Linked DNA regions of Homo sapiens: region 2 is linked to region 1. Evidence: chromatin loops called from intact Hi-C (ENCODE). Cell type or tissue: heart right ventricle. All regions are shown on one strand. Each heading gives the region's core, and the rest is flanking DNA. Links, peaks and the distances in the headings are about the cores only.

Region 1 (8,345 bases), core at 305-8,304:
TCGCTTGGTCAAATGAGAGAACTTCACATAAAGCACCTCTCTGTGCTTCAGGATAGGGAAAGGGGAGAGAGAGGGACAGTGGGAGAAGGTCAGAGAGACCTTGTTTCTGAGGCTGCTTCTTTATTTCAAGGTACTCAGCATATCAAAATACCATATTTTAAGGTGTTGTTTTCTGAGCCACCACGATGTTCTGAGCCCCGATGCCTAGAAGTAGTGCTTTTTCAGGAAGAAGTCTGAACCACCTATTCACATTCCCATATAGCATAAGAAATTTGAAATTCTCACTTTTGAAACCTACTATCTATATTTGTGAACTACCCATGAGGCATTTCAAAAGCAGCTTTTTTTTTTTTTACAATGACCCACTCTTGTTAGTAGTAAGATTTGTTTGTGAACTTGACTTCCTAGTTTTCCCACTTCCTGGTTAATAATTATGAGAGGTAACAGTTCATTGTGCAGTTACCTAGAGGCTACTGTTACCTTTTTTTTTAACTTAAATATCCAAGATACTTGTACTCTAAGAGCAGGTGAACATTCTCATACACGATTCATGCAGTGTAAAAGAGCCACAGGCTAAAAAGCAATGCCTAATCTCTAATTAGCTAATTTGAGCGAGGGAGGAGGAGGGTCTATATTCCTGAACAGCCTGCCTATGTTTTAAGAATATTTCGTATTCCTAAATCAAGCAGGCACGATTCAGCCCACTAGCCATTGGTTGCCTGTCCTAAGAAACATGAGTCTCCTGATATTTCAAATTGGTTGCAGTAAAGAATGCTCAAACCAAATGCCTGCTTCCTTCGGTTCTGCCCTGAAGGAATGCTGCTAGCAGCTCTTCAATCTCTTTCTTAAAACAATGGTTTCCATATACCAAACAGTGCAGGCTCTGTGGACATTTTCTCTTGTCCACAATAAAAGAAGAAAAATAAGCAGTCTGAAATGATACACATATATAAATGGAACAAATCTGTAGTGAGAGCCTTCCATATGCCAGGCAACGTTTCGGGTAATGGAGGAAAGGAGGTGAAGAAAAGATGGGAAGCCCATGACCTCATGAGCTTTATATTGTTGTTTTTTGTTTTTGTTTTTTGTTTTGTTGTTGTTGTTGTTGTTTTTGAGATGGTGTTTTGCTCTAGTTGCCCAGGCTGGAGGGCAATGGCGCGATCTTGGCTCACCGCAACCTCCGCCTCCTGGGTTCAAGCGATTCTCCTGTCTCAGCCTCCCGAGTAGCTGGGATTACAGGCATGCACCGCCACGCCTGGCTTATTTTGTATTTTCAGTAGAGACGGGGTTTTTCCATGTTGGTCAGGCTGGTTTCGAACTCCCGACCTCAGGTGATCCGCCAGCCTGGGCCTCCCAAAGTGCTGGGATTACAGGCGTGAGCCACTGCACCCAGCCATGAGCTTTATATTGTAATGGGGGAAATAGGCAAAAGCAAAGAAATGATAGATGGCAATGTAGTAGCAAGTGCTTGATGAAAAATAAAGCAAGGTTAAAGAATGGAGAGAAATGGAGGTGCAGAAGGGGAAGGTTTGTCCACATGGGGTCTGTAAAGAGGGGATTTCAACAGGGCTAGAGAAGCCCTGCCTCTTCTGGTTAGATTTGAGTGGAGAGCTCTGTCAATGCCCCAGGGGATCTGTTTCCAGTTAGAGGATGGGATTGACCTGGTGCTAAGGCAATAAGGTGAAAAGGGGCTTGGTGTGTTTCAGGAACCTGCTATTTCTGAAGGCCTTTGTGGCATGCTGGTGTAAAAGTTGCCAGGTCTTCATTTTTGAAAAGGCTGTCTTGTATTCTGAGATGATGTCTTTCCCCTCTCCCCCAGCCCCCCACTGATGTTAACATGTCCTTTCTTTTAAGAAATGATGTAAGATTTCAAGTTAGTTGTTGTTGTTGTTGTTTTTAATAGCCTAACTTGGCAATATAAAATGTTGGCAGCAGTATGCTGTTCTCTCCTTTTTTTCCCAAACTGATTCATGAAATACAAACTCTGTTAAGCTCTGGCTTAAGACGTGCAGAAAGTGCCAATCCTCCCTCTGTGTCCATGGAAAACTCCATCTTAATGCACTCCCAAGTATTTATTTGATTTGTTTACTAATTTTGGTACTTACTTATTTTCCAAGTTTGTCTTGAAAGAAAAAGAAGCACTGTGCTCCCCAAATTCACATTCTATATGTTTGGCTTATTTTATTTTACTTTAACATAAAAAAGGAGTAGTAAAATTTATCCCTGATTCTTTAATAAAACAGCATGTCAGCAGAACAGGTACAGGAAATGGGGCCCTCCAAAGTTCTTTTATAGTCTGACATCAGAATTAAACTGGGATGTTGAGAACATCTGGGGCTCTCTCTGTTCTCTGTCTCCTCCTAAGATTTCCAAGGGATATCCGTGTTTGCTTTGTGTTTGTGTTTTGGAGGTAGGGTGGGGAGTTGGGAGCTGCTTTTTATTTTTTTCTTTAAGAGAAAAGGAGAAAACCAGATATTTTCAAGGGAATTGACTACTAGTGGCCAGTATAACAAAGAAACCCCACTAAGCCTAACCACAACCTGACAGAATGAAAAGTGATTCCGGAGCTGCCACTCACCACAAATCCCCATGAACCATGCCAGGAAACAAGCTGAAAGAAGTAGAGAGGCTGCCGCTGAAGGGCCACAAACGTGGCCCCTAGAGAATCTTCTGGTCCCATTCAAATTCAAAGTGGTAGCGTGGAGGAGGGGTGGAAACTGAAGACAGAGAATTAGCAGCCCTGTGATCACTTTCAGGGTTATGATGGAACTGATTTAAAATGCAAAACCACATTCCGCTGTAAACACAGAGACAAACTGGAAGCAGAGGAAATAGAATTTTATTTGGTGATTTTCAATTTTAGGATTGAAATGGGGATGGGAAGAACTATGCTATTTATTTTTCCAGCACTCAAATTGCCTGTTCTTTTTTGTAGGATAAGTGAATGTGGACTGATAGATTACTTCTTTGGGCTTCAATGCTAATAAGGCATACTTCCCACAGAATCTGACAGAAAGGATGAATACCTTGCCCTGCTAATGGTTAATTTGTAGTGGCATGTGTATTTCTTGAATGTTCATGAAGTTTTCTAATTCATCACCACACAATTGGGCTTTTTACCTCTCTTTAAACAGAATGAAATGCCGGGAGGGAGAGAGGTTCGGGGGTGTTGTATTATCCCTCAGCCCCTGTATTTACCACCCAAAAGTTATTGCTAATTTTTGTCTACCTCAGAAACAAAATTGTTCTTCAACAAATAATTTAGTACTGACCACACTTTAAAATGTTTATTGCTGTTGAATCTGTCACAGATTGCATCAAGCCACAGAGATGCTAATCTATCTCATGTATTTGAAATTCCTCTGGGAAACATATATTTGGGCTTACTGCTGAGTGAACATGACTGTTAGGATTATGGAGACCATACGCAGTGAAGAAAGGCAGCATCGCTTTTCTGACTGGAAAGTAAACAATAGGGCGATTGTCAGCTTACACATAGGGCCAACAGCCCTACTGCTGAAGAGTTGGATGTAAAATCCTTGATCAGCAAGCTGTCTTGATGTTTTCTTCTTGGAGTTGGATGTTGTCAAGGATTCAGATGAGCCACCCCAGTGCGTATGCAGGAAACAAAACAGGATATTCTTGTTTAAGGACTGTTTTCTGTAATTATGTTGATTTTTTTATGCAACACTTGAACTTTTAAAAACTCAAGGATGCATAAGAAGTACTCCAGAGGAGAATAAATGATTGGGATTTTGTCATAAGTGAAATGTTATTATGAGTTCTTAACAAAATTAACTTGTTTTTGTTTGTGATTGGGTCTATGAATTAAGTATACTGAGACCATGCCTGTTTCATCTTCCTGCCCCCCTCCTCGGCGCCGCTCCCCTCCCCAGCCCATTTTCAGACAGGAGGTCAAGCTGTCGTTGGAACATCATATTTCCTGCTTGGAAAAGGCACTGGATTGTATAATCATCTGACAGGAAAGTTTCAAGAGTACCAGGAGCTTCCCTTGGAAGGCTTGGGGCGGCATGGGGAATGTGCAGCATCTATAAACGTCTTTCCTTTGTACAATCATGGGCCGTTCTATGGTTGTGTATACAGAGTTTCAATGTGGAAAGAGCTAAACTGAACTGTAAATACCCTGAGGAAAAAGTGTCTGTGGAAATATGTACCTTGGGCTTGCCTGGTACCCTGTAGTTATGTGTCCTTCCTTGCTAAGGAAGGAACATCTGGCTGAACAACTTACTGTTTAATGCTATCAGGCTACAGACATCCGGTCACTCCTTTCCCATCCCAATATAAATTATCTGCCTTAGACAAGGGATGTAACATATTTGTATGCCAAGAAATTTGATTTTGTTACAATTATTTGCTCTTAATTTAAGAGAATTACTTTGTACTCTTTTTCTTTTATTTAATCAAAATGTCATGTGATTTCCTATTTTACTTGAATAATTCTCATAATTTTACAACACAATGAAAGGATTATAGATTAGTGCAGGTCAATCTCCTCCATGTCCTCCTTATTTTTCTTAAGATTCCAATCCACAAAAGGTCATAGACAACATAATACTTCAGGTCCAAGGACACCTCAAGGTCCCTTTGAGAAAGCGATTATATTCCAAGAGAAGTGTGCCCTGAGTTTTAACCACTGTGATTCAATGAAGAACATAAAATGTGAACTAGTCAGCAACTGCCAAGTTTAGTCAGGAGCACCCTGTGAAAGCTGATCTTACTCTAGGGTTAGGCTGTTTTGGGGAGAGTTTAAAATGGTGCTTGCAGGACAGCCTGTCTGGGTTGAATTCAGATTCTACCCTTCGGCAAGGAAATTATTTAACCCTTCTTTCCCTTGGTTTTCTCATTTGTAAAAGGAAAATTATAATTGTTCCAATTATTCTTTGCTGCATAATAAAGCACCCTGAAATTTAATGGCTTGAAAGAAGTATGTCTTATTATCTCTCACTTTTCCGTGGATTGACTGGACTCTGTTGGGTTGTCCTCACTCAGGGTTCATAATTCCGGAGCAGTCAGATAGCAGCAGGAACTGAAGTCATGTAAAGGCTTCAGGGGACTGGCCCCACAATATGATTCATTCACATGCTGGTTGTAGGCTAGAAGCTGTGTTGGGACTCTGTTGACACCTGGCCTCTCCATGTTGCCTGAGCTTTCCCACAGCATGGAAGCCTTAGTCTGACTTTTTAGTGGAAGCTCAGGGTTCCAAAAGAACAAGGCAATGTTGCCAGTTCATTTAAAGGCTAAGCCAGGACCTAGTATGCTATCTCTTCTGCCCCACTCTATGCATCAAGCAAGTCAATAAGTCCAGCTCAGATTCAAAGGGAGAGGAATTAGACTCCACATCTCAATCTCAATTAGAGGAGTAGTAAATAATTTGATACCATCCCTGATCTACCACAAATACAGTATTAACCACATAGAGTTTTGTGAGAATTAAGCAAATTAATCTTTGTAATGTACTCAGACCAATGTGTCACACATGTAATGTATTTTCAATGAAAGTTACTTATTATTTTCTGGGTACTTATTCTATTTTATGTTTCTTCACTGCATTTATCACCATCCAACTTTGCTTGTTTTTTATATTTGTCTCTCGGTATGTGTTTATTGTCTCTCTCTCCTACCCAAATGTAAACTTCATTACCATAGGAACTGCTCTTCTAGGGCCTAGAAGAGTGTCTGGTGCTTGATGAGGGTACCATAAATATGTGTTGAATTAATGAGTGAACTAGTGAATAAGTGAATGAACCCAGTGAATACAAAACTGTAGGAAATAAACATCTTGGATGTTTGGTTGTAGAAATTGGGAGTGAGGGAGGATTACAAACAGGGAGGTTGACATTATGATTTATTTAAATATATTAAAAATTAGAATGAGTATCATCTCTCATATGAAGCAGTTTTAACTGCAGCTGTCTGGGGAAGCACAAAATATATTACCAGGCCTACCTTGCAACCAAAATTGGGAAGCTGCAGGTGGTCATTCACAGGCCTTCAAATCTGACAAGACTGGGCTTAAGTCACTGCTCCGCTGTTTGCTTGCTGTGTGACATGAAAAGTTTTTTAACTTCTCTGAGTTGTAAAATCTGTGAAATCAGGCAACAAGGCACACTGCAAGGGACTCCTGTGAGAATTAAATACAGCTGACAAAGGGTTTCAACAAAAGTACTGGACACAATTAATAAAAATGTACCAGTCCCTGAAAGTATTAATAATAGGTAAACTTTATTGACATGAATTTTATTTTACTTATACTCTATATTAAGTTAGACAGCTTTACAGTTTCTGTTTTTCAAAAACTCCACTTATGTTTCCAAACACATTAAAAAATATTAAAATAAAATTACATTTACTTTTTAATAACTCAACATTCAATCTGTGAGTATAATGACCCATAAACTGACCTTTCTGCTTCACCAGCAACTGACAAAAGAACTGGAACTGAATATTCACTAAGTTTTAACAACCATGTTAAAAATAAATGTTTACATTTATCAAGAGAAACTGTGACATCAGAGGAAATAAACATCATGTCCAAAGAACAACTTCCCAGAATTCAAGGGGAATTCCCCCACCTCCAATCTCTCTGTGAGGATGTCCAAATGTAAATTACTTAATCAACCAGATGCTGATTGTCGAGAGTTCAATGAATTCAAAACACTTGGAACTTTGAGAAATTTTAAAAGGGAAACCACTTTTTGTTCTTTAGAGTGCTTAGTATTTTTAAATAAACTTATAGGCCAAGATGAACTAATAAATATAACAATCCATTTCTTCAAAACATCGGGACTATATATATTTAATTCAAGATGGTTAATTTGTAGGTAGACACACATATTTATATAAATTCATAGTGGATACATTGAACAGAAATTTTGTCTGTTTCCTTGCTTTGCAAAAACTGTTGAATAATATTTCTTACACTGAAACATTTCTCTGGAACCTGGGAAAGATGGAAGCTAGAAAAAAGAATGATGAATAAAAAATCATACATCTTCAGACAGGGTGCGGTGGCTCATGCCTGTAATCCCAGCACTTTGGGAGTCTGAGGCAGGTGGATCACCTGAGGTCGGGAGTTTGAGACCAGCCTGACCAACATGGAGAAACCCCATCTCTACTAAAAATACAAAATTAGCCGGGCGTGGTGGTGGATGCTGTAATCCCAGCTACTCGGGAGGCTGAGGCAGGAGAATCACTTGAATCTGGGAGGCAGATGTTGCGGTGAGCCGAGATCACGCCATTGCACTTTAACCTGGGCAATAAGAGCGAAACTCCATCTCAAAAAAATAAAAAAGAATCATACATCTTCAAAAGGAAAGTATTCAGCACTGAAGTTGCATATTGCTGTCAGGTAGACAGTATAACATATATTCAATTCTCCAATCAGCAAAACACCAAAGAAGCACAGGGCAGACACGGCTCGGTCCTCCAAAGTGAAGGAGAACGTACTTGCCGACGACATCACGGTAGAGCATGGTAAAATTTGTTCTAGAGGGGACTTACAAATATAGGACTCACTGACGGGTTTGATACCAGATAGGTGGCAACACTCAAATAACATCTATCTAACATACCTGACAAAAGGTGGTTAGTAAATATTAGTTTTCTTTCCTTCTTTCATTTGAACTATTTTTTTTCCTCGCTTTTTTGTCCATGACCATAATGTCTGGGCTCTGTGACTAAGCGTATAGCCATGAGTGCTGGGATCACTTTATGGCTCTTTGTTCCCAAGTAAACAAGCCTAGTCTGGTTATGTATTAATCAATAGAAGGTGATAGCCTGCATAAAGAACCAATATGGGGAAAGCAGAGGCCCAGATGAAATCAATATAAAATAAATTTATCTGAGCCTTTCCATCCTTCCACTTCTAGTTCCTTTATGATCCATGATCCATTTTAGGAAGATCAGTATGCCAGGGACTGGTCTGCTCAGTGAACCTCACTTATGTGAAAAGGAGAAACTCTTGTTGTCACCTATCAGGACCTGATTGGATCCAATTATATAGGGCTTCATCTCTTAATCAGATACCGTATTGGCATTCATGCCATAGCTATTTTTCCTATACAGAAGTGCTGACAAAAGTGATTTGGAGTTTTCCTTTCTTCTTTCCACACCTTACCCCTTTCAGAGAATGTCTATAATTCCACTCCTTACGATAGTAAATCCAGATGGCAAGAATTCTCAACAAAATGTGTTCATAAACATTTACCTTTTTCTTTCATATTTGTAGTAATGATAACTAATCCCTACAGTCTGGATTATAATTTGTTCAATTTATCCAACCAAGGCAAAAGTCTTTTAGGGGAATTTCACTATCCAGTCTATTA
Region 2 (8,345 bases), core at 270-8,269, 62 kb after region 1:
TCATTTAAATAAAGCTCTAAAACAAGCTAAATTATGTGATATCTGTTGGAATTTTTATTACATTTGGGAGAACAGTAACTAGCAGGAGGCATATGGAAGATAGTCTAGTCTAGGTGAGATTCTCTATACATCCCAATCTGGGTAATGCTCACATGGGTGTGTTCTTTGTGAAAATTCATCAAGCTATACTTTTATGATTTTGCTATATATACTCTGCTTCAAAAAAAAAGACTACTCAAGATTATATATTTGTAAGCCTAGAGATGAAGAGACACATAATTCTAGAATATGAAGCAAATGTTAGAAAGAGTTACTTTAAAAACACAAACAGAAGGGATTCCAACATCTCAAATTGGAAGAGAGAAAAACTGAGCTTTGTTAGAACCAAAGATGACAGAAAGAGAAGTGACAACACTGAGTAAAAAGAAAGAAAGGAAATCTTATTTCCACAGGGAATAGAAAAGGTGCTAAAAGAAAACATTTTAACCCAGGACTAGAAAGTAAAACAATTTCTACGGTGGTGGGTGCTGCTAATTATCCACTTGTTATTTTTTTCTGTCATTCTTTCTCAATCAAGAGAACCCCAGATTTATTCTATGCAATACTGTGCTCGCGAAATGTTGCATTATTCAGCTCTCCTTGTAAACAGGGTTGTCCAAAGTGATGTGGCCATGAAAGCTGGTATTGCTGCAGTCACCATATGACATGAGATGACTGAAGATGGAAACCAGTGCCAAAATGTAGTTAAGCACAAAGAATGAAACTGAGTCTCTGATGACCATAGAGGCCCTCATCTTCACCCTGGACTGCCTGTTTCTGGCATTTTACATGAAAGGAAGAAAACCACTCTTTTAATTTTGTTTAAAAAGGAGTATGTGCAATAATTTATAACTTTGTTTCTTTCTAGTAGGAAATAAAGACTGCCCATCTCCAGTAATGTTTCTGTCATCCTTTTTTCAGTCTAACATTTTTATTTTCTTTGACCTAATATGTAGAAAACGCTCATGACTTTGCATATGTGGTTTGAATTAATGAAAAAGAAGAAGAAAAGCAAAGGGTAAATCTTGAACACACAAAAGAGAAGGTGATTTTATGTAAATATCTTTGTAAAATAACCAATGAAGTGAAAAACACTTCAAATTCTGCTTACTTTTTAAATATCAATATTCAAATAGTTTTGTTTCAAAAATTCAAAATTCAGTTAAACACACAGAACTTTATTCTGATAATGACAGTCTATTGACTGAGATCACATGGGAATGAGAAATGTAATAAAAAAGAAATGCTTAGATTATTGCTAGAAAAAAGTATGCATAAATTAGAAATACTTGGACCTAGACATACTACAGTACTATGTGTTTCTAATTGTTGAAAATCATCACTGTGCAATATTTAAACTTAAACTAAGAATGCTTCATTTCTAAAGTTGGAAAAACTAATTTCAAGTGAATAAAATCATCTTCAAAATTGGATATAATATTCAATATTCTAAGTTCAGAAAGAAGTTTTAAACAGCAAGGCATTTAATATTGCCATCCAGATACTATTCTGATCTGCTGATGTGGAGTTTACTACTGACGTCAATCAGAAATTTGCTTAAGTAGGGACTGATGAATAGAGTATACTTCCTTTCTGGATTTCTTCTTCTATCCAGAAACATAACAGGAAGGTCATTTGTTTTAGAATAGAAGAGTATGTGAGTGGTATAAAATGACCTTGAATTATGATCTCTTCTGACATCTAATGTGTAATATGTATTTTTAAAATCTAGGAGCAAATACATAAAACTATAGGTAAGTGATAGACAAAACCTGAAAGAAGAAAACTCCTTTTTAAAAAACAATGTAACTCAGTCCAAGTACCAGTGAAAAATATTTGTATCTAAATGTGATATAGTTCTAAGAAGCAGAGTCATTCAGCCTCCAACAGGTTTGTGAAATGTATTTCAGGAGAAAAGAAATTATCAAACAAATGTACCCCACTCCCGCCCCACAGTAAAACTAAATGCAATAGCATGATAGCTCAGCAGATGCAATGTGAGGTTGCCCTGCATGTCAGCATGACAAGACAGTGTATAACTCTAGCTAAAAGCCAAACTTGTAGGGAAAGCATATTTGCTGTCCATCAAACATAGGCCCATGGTTGCAATAAATACTTATCTTTATCTATCACTGGCTACCTGCCTATCTTTAATTTCAGGCCCTTGAAATTTTATTTCATTAACTATTAAGATACGCTTGTGCTCTCCTATTTTTAGGCCTATTTCTCAAAAGTGTTCTATTTGTATAATACATCAAAAAAGAAGACAGTGGCTGTATGTTTCTTCCCGTTGTTGGGATATTTGGAAGGAAGGGAGTGGAGGTTATTTTGGGCAAGAGTTTGTCTCTGGTCAGCTGAAACACATCAGTGAAGTAATTTCTATTTAAGTCTTGGCTTTGTCACTCAGCCTGTAATAAGCCAGAACTGTCAAACAGAAATCAGAACACAAATCAGTAATGGTTGCCAGAAAAAATGGACAGAAGAAAAAAATTCGATTTACAAGGCAGGAGGGAGTGGTCAGTGGTTACTTGCAGCACAAGCCAACAGTTTCCTCAGAAGTTTGGATCAGTAGACGCTATACACTTATTCAAAAATCCTGTTGCTTACTTGGGGAGAGGGCTTATTAATTATTTAAAACGTGGGGACAGCTGTATTGTTCTCAGTCTGATTCTCAATGTGAAGAAAATAAGAGGCAATGTGGGTGAGTAGGACAAGATAGAGGCACTTTCTGAAACAATTTTAATATGAATTGCTCACTTCACTTTGAAATCAGCTGAATGCTAGAATGTCAACAGTCACAAACTTATGTCTCCTTCATGTTTTGACAATGTTCAGTGATCTAATAGCACCAAGTTTTGCAAACTCTCTTGCCTAAATGCCAATTCTGCATATTAAGTTAGCTCTGTCTCAGTAGGGGTGTCAGAATCTTGCTGATTTTCACTCACTGAAGTGTAAGGCTTGCTTCAATCAATCAGCAACATTCTCAGCAATTTATCCATTCCATGTAAACTGAAACAAGATAATGTGTCCCATTTTTAAAATCTGGTCTATACTCGTCATTTTAAAAAGTATAATCTGGAGGCTCAGTCCCTTATCCTTCTTCTGAAGATGAACAGTTTATCTTGGAATGGCTTTTCCCTGGACAAGATCAAATGCCCATGCTAAAGCAACTTTCCCATCATCTGCAATCTGCTTCATGGGATAAATAATACAGTCACAAAATTTTACTGATGAAGAAAATCTTAAAGATCACCTGTGACATTCATTTCATGTCACCACTGAGAAAACAGAACTCTGAGAAATAAAGTAACTTCCTCAAGAACACAGCACTTTGGTGCCAAAGTGTGGCCTGATACCCAGAAGTCTTGATTACCAACCAGTCCATCATTCTTGTTGGCACCCCTACAAATGTAACTGGAAAACATGGACATCAACACTTCTCTTTTACAAATTCTCTCTCTTTACAATTTTACTTGATTTTACTTTTTCTTCATCTTGGAATCTTTTGTTTTAATACATCAGTTCCCCTTTTTGGAAATGTCTGTGCTAAAGGCCATTAATAAAGAAGTATTCAGAGCTGACACATCCCAAATAATGAAGCTGCTAACCTACATTACCATATTATACTTAATAAAATTAATTCGCCCATGTAAACCTTGAGTAGGCAAATTTGCACTTAGAACACACAGAGAACCATATTTGTGACACAGATAGATAACTATTAACTCCTTTTAAGCTTTCAAATGCCTTAGGATTTCAGAGTAAAGAATCAGAAAACTGCAGCTCTAATTCAAATGAATCAGGGTAGAGCAGATGGTTGAAGAAGGAACACAAGCAAGAAGGAAATCTCCTGTTCTCCCTTTCTGATTACTTTGCCCACAGAGGAATAACGATTCAGAGAAAATCAGTAATCATGGCGGATGTCATTAGCATATTCCCAATAAGGGAGCTTACGTAAAAATTCCCAGAGAAAATGAATGACTACTTGCAGATCAATTTGCAAAAGGCGCTCATCTCCAGCTGCCTCCCTTCTCCCAAAATGTGAATGATTTAAGACTTAAAAATTGAAGTTTGTAAAAGTTATGGGCAAATGCTAAAGGTTGTTTAAGTTAATAATGATGATTATTACAAGTAAAATAGAGCAGGTATATTTTCAAGTTTGTCAGTAATTAGTAGTACCTAATGTTTCACATTTCTAATTAAATTCCATTTGTGCTGCAACAAAATCCAAAGACTTATTAAAATATTGAATAACCCTCTCCCTCTCATCTCTTCATAATGGCTGATTAAGCAAACTGCAATGAAGCACCTTCATTGTTTTATTGTGAATCCATGTGGTAAAGTGTGTTTTTCTCTCTCTTAATTGATGAGCAGAAATCATTGAAACAGCACATCAACTCCATAGAAAAACTTGCACAAACAATTTTAAAAGGGGAAAAATTTCAACTCAGGTAACTAGGAATTTAGCATGCTTTTGTTGAGAAAATATTTCAGAAGTTGTGCTTTTAACTAAATGCGGTGCAAGAAAATGACAGATGCTTGCTTAAAGTTATACAGAAAACACCTGATAAGTTTGTCATTGGTAACCATTTCTCATTGTTCTCCTGTACAGTTTCTAGATTTCTAGTTATTGAGAGGGTACAAACATCCATTGCTCTTTGTCAAGTTGAATATTTAACCCTCAAACACAAGACAGAAGAATTCCCTTTCATAGGAGGAATAGCAGTTACCAAATATGCAAACACCTTTATCAATAATAAATCTCCCTCATAAATTAACCATGAGACACAATATTGGCAGGTCTTCATATTAAATAGAGAAGAGCTAGGTAATGCCATCATTGATTAGACCAGTAGGAAGCAGATGGTTAAATAACACAATAGGAAATGTCACAATCGTTTTAATTTTATTATTGAAACCCAAACTTTCAGTGGCGGTAGACAGATTGCCTTCATTTTTCATCCATAAAACAAGCATCTTGAACATTTTATCAAAAAGAACTTTTTCTTACACTGGCATTGCAACCAATAAAACCTTTTATGCATGGCAAGTTGGCAGAAACTATTAATAAAATGTCTGTCAACTGCAAGTCGCTCTTTTTTTCTTTAGCAAAAAAGGGGGAGAAATCATTAATTACAGTTTCTGTCACACACAAAAGACACTATGACTGTTCTGATGTCTTAACAGCCTGAATTCACCTAGTGACCACCTCTTCTGTGGATTTGAAAAGAGATGGGTCGTCATCCATCTAAACAAAAAGCTGCAGAGCTCTCCTAACACATTGCCTGTGTCTGCCTGGGCAACAAATGTGGTATTTTAGGTTGACTCTGAAAGAAGATTATGAATATGGATAGAATGCAAATACTTCATCTATCTTAATCAGAATACAGGAATTCAAGCTGTTGAGGAAAAAAAAAAAAAGACCTTAGAATTCCCATACAAGGAAAGAAATTTTATAGTGCTTATTGAATTTAGAAGACAGAGATTAGAAATGAGCTTAATGAATCTGTTCATCAGGAGGCAAGCAACAGACTTAGCAACAAGTGTAGATCAATTACCCTGATGACAAATAAATATAATGAACTTTCAAAGTGGGAAACAACTGTTTAACACAATTTAAGAGGAAAACAATATATTTTTTTTCCTTTTCTGGGTTGGCTTTGTCCTCCCCTTTCTACCTGATTATTTTTTTTCTTCTACTAACCACTTAAAAACCCTTTTCATTTCCCTGAAATGATCTTTCCTCACACAAGCTCCACATAATGGAAAAGAAAGAACACAACTACATAATTTCTGTAACCAAATATAAAGAGAACAAAAGGGCCAGGAATGACTTATATAGGTTCCTCCTGAATGTGCAGCAAGATTTTTTGCCATAACACTGTGTAGAAAACTGCCAGTTTTCTTTATTATTTCTATTTATCTGCTCCAAATGTGTCAACAAAAAGGTCTAGGTAGCTGGGTTCACCTGTCTTGGTTCCCCATTTCCTTTCACTTTTAATAAATGCATTTGCTCCAGGCGCTAGCGTATTGAAATGCAAGAGGTTTCTTTGTTTGTATATTTAAGAAACTTTTCAATTTAGTGGACTTCTTAATATGAAGACTAATAATTACAACACATCCATGTTGCTATGGTTTTTTTTTTAACAATATGGACTATAATTATTTTATGAGGTTCATTCAAGGATGTCTTTACACAGGGTGGGATATATGAGGAGATGAAATAAGTCTAATCTTATAGAACAAAAATGCTTTATAATAATCTATAAATCTAAGAAGAATAGTTATAGATTCTTAACCTAAAGTTTATTACAATTTTATGTTGTGATATATCTAGATTCAAATCCTAGGACTACCTGTTATGAGCTGTGTGACTTTAAGCAAGTTGTTTAACCTTTCTCTACCTCAATTTACTCATCTGCAGAAAGAGGAAACTACTAATAGATACTTCATATAAGAAATGAAATGATGCGAAGTATGTGAAGTACCTAGAACACTACTTGGACAGAGGAAGTGTTACATAGTTGTTAGCCATTATTAACTGGTCTATTTTTGTTTGATCTAAAGCCAAAAGTGAAAAGATGTGAACTGTTTAAAAATTCAAAGGCTAAAGCATACAATAGATCACTACTCATTCTTGACTGCTGACAGAATAGGTATGGCAAAAATTTGCAGTGGCTCATGCCTGTAATCCCGGCACTTTGGGAGGCCGAGGCGGGCAGATCACGAGGTCAGGAGATCAAGATCATCCTGGCTAACATGGTGAAACCTCGTCTCTACTAAAATAATAATAATAATAATAAATGAATGTAGGAACCCTCATTATGAATGAGCTACTGTGAAGGACTATTCCATTGGTAGATGGATGGTAAAGAAGACAGTAATGTTGGTAATTATGAAGTATGTGTTGTTTTCTCTCAGAACAAATGTCTGCAAAAATCTAGCAAGTATCGTGAAATTATCTTGTTATAAAGTTGGAATTCAAGGTAAGAAGTGAACATGCTCTTTCTTACCATATCTAATATATGCATGTGTACACATTATTTATATATACATATATATGCAATCTTTATAATCTTTGTTTGAGAAAACCCTTTTGAGTAGAATTTTTTATTACCGCTGGTTAAAAATGTCATATCACAAGAATCTGGCAAGCATTCAGAACCATTTAATCTTTCATCAAGGCTTAATCAGAAGAGGTTTATATCTCTTTTGTGCATTGTCAAGTGCCCACCACAATTTGTCTCCCCCATACTGGACCGACAGATTGAGTGAATAAGCAAAGAGCCGGAACATCTGAGTATAATTGCAGTGTCAGCACTGTTAACTGTATTTATGAGAAGAGAGTTAACACTATGACATTAATAATTTCATCAGATTACACATGTTTGCTTGACAAACAAGCAAGCTATTCTCTTTAAATTATCTGTGACTAGTGCTGTTTTCAGCTGGAGAACAGCCATGAATTCCAGTTTAAAAAGAAAAATAAACTCACCAAAACACCATTCAACTTACATTGTTATGTTTGGGGAAAGAAAAAAAAAATAAGTCTTTAAATATTTGCGTTGAGCCAGACTTTATAAATCCTGGTTTCCTGTCAATAAGAAAGAAAAAAAATGGTTAGGAACATACAATAAAAAGGAAGGGCCAGGAAGCATAATAATTGTGTCTCACTGTACTGTAGTTCAAAAATAGCTTCAGGCAGAGACACGAAGTCTTTTAGCTTGCCTTGACTTTTTAAACCACTAGATGCTCACCTGCAGTGGTTTCTGTGATTTGTGGCAGCTTACCAAAGGCACAGGATAATAAAGACAGTTTGTTACCCTCTAATTTTGGAGGGGCATAACACATGAAGCTTGTACAGCAATCTCTTACCTACATATTTCACTCCATAAGGGGAAACAATAAGAGAGAACATGACATGTATTCGAGAAGTAAATTACAATGTTATACTCTTTGGTCCAATAAACCATTGTGGGCTGTCATGCTCCTGACTACTGAAGTGTTCTTTTATGCTACAGCTTAATCAGCTGGGTCTAGGCTCTGCTTTTGCAGGCCAGTGCCTTAGGCAGCATAAATGCTGTGATTCACACATGTGATCACAGAAGCCTATATGGTAAGGACCACACAATCTGCCATGTAAGTTATTGGCCTGAGTGATGGATCTCCTTGCAGTTAATTTAGAAGATAGAATGGGACTTGAACCCGGTTGTTAAAATTATCACAAAACATTGAACCACCTGTTTGTCTTATTTAATAGGAGCATCTTGCTGGTGTTGGTTCTAACAAAGGTAACGTTTCATCAT

The links. Peaks named below come from ENCODE experiments on the same cell type or tissue, not always from the same donor. Only the 100,000 strongest peaks of a DNase experiment are listed, where the experiment ranks them.
Region 2: a loop joins it to region 1, with 2.0 times the contacts of the local background. A loop is called at or near these places in 2 of 110 quality-filtered maps.

The regions. Positions count from the first base shown.
Region 1 is chr1:81,428,798-81,437,142 of GRCh38, forward strand. It overlaps a transcript of ADGRL2 not described here. Among named protein-coding and RNA genes, the nearest start is that of ADGRL2, 370 kb to the right of the region's middle. In heart right ventricle, for the core only: no CTCF peak of the experiment used is centred there; a DNase peak (open chromatin) is centred at 3,995; H3K27ac peaks cover 6,916 bases.
Region 2 is chr1:81,491,223-81,499,567 of GRCh38, forward strand. It overlaps a transcript of ADGRL2 not described here. Among named protein-coding and RNA genes, the nearest start is that of ADGRL2, 310 kb to the right of the region's middle. In heart right ventricle, for the core only: no CTCF peak of the experiment used is centred there; no DNase peak of the experiment used is centred there; H3K4me3 peaks cover 722 bases; H3K27ac peaks cover 3,720 bases.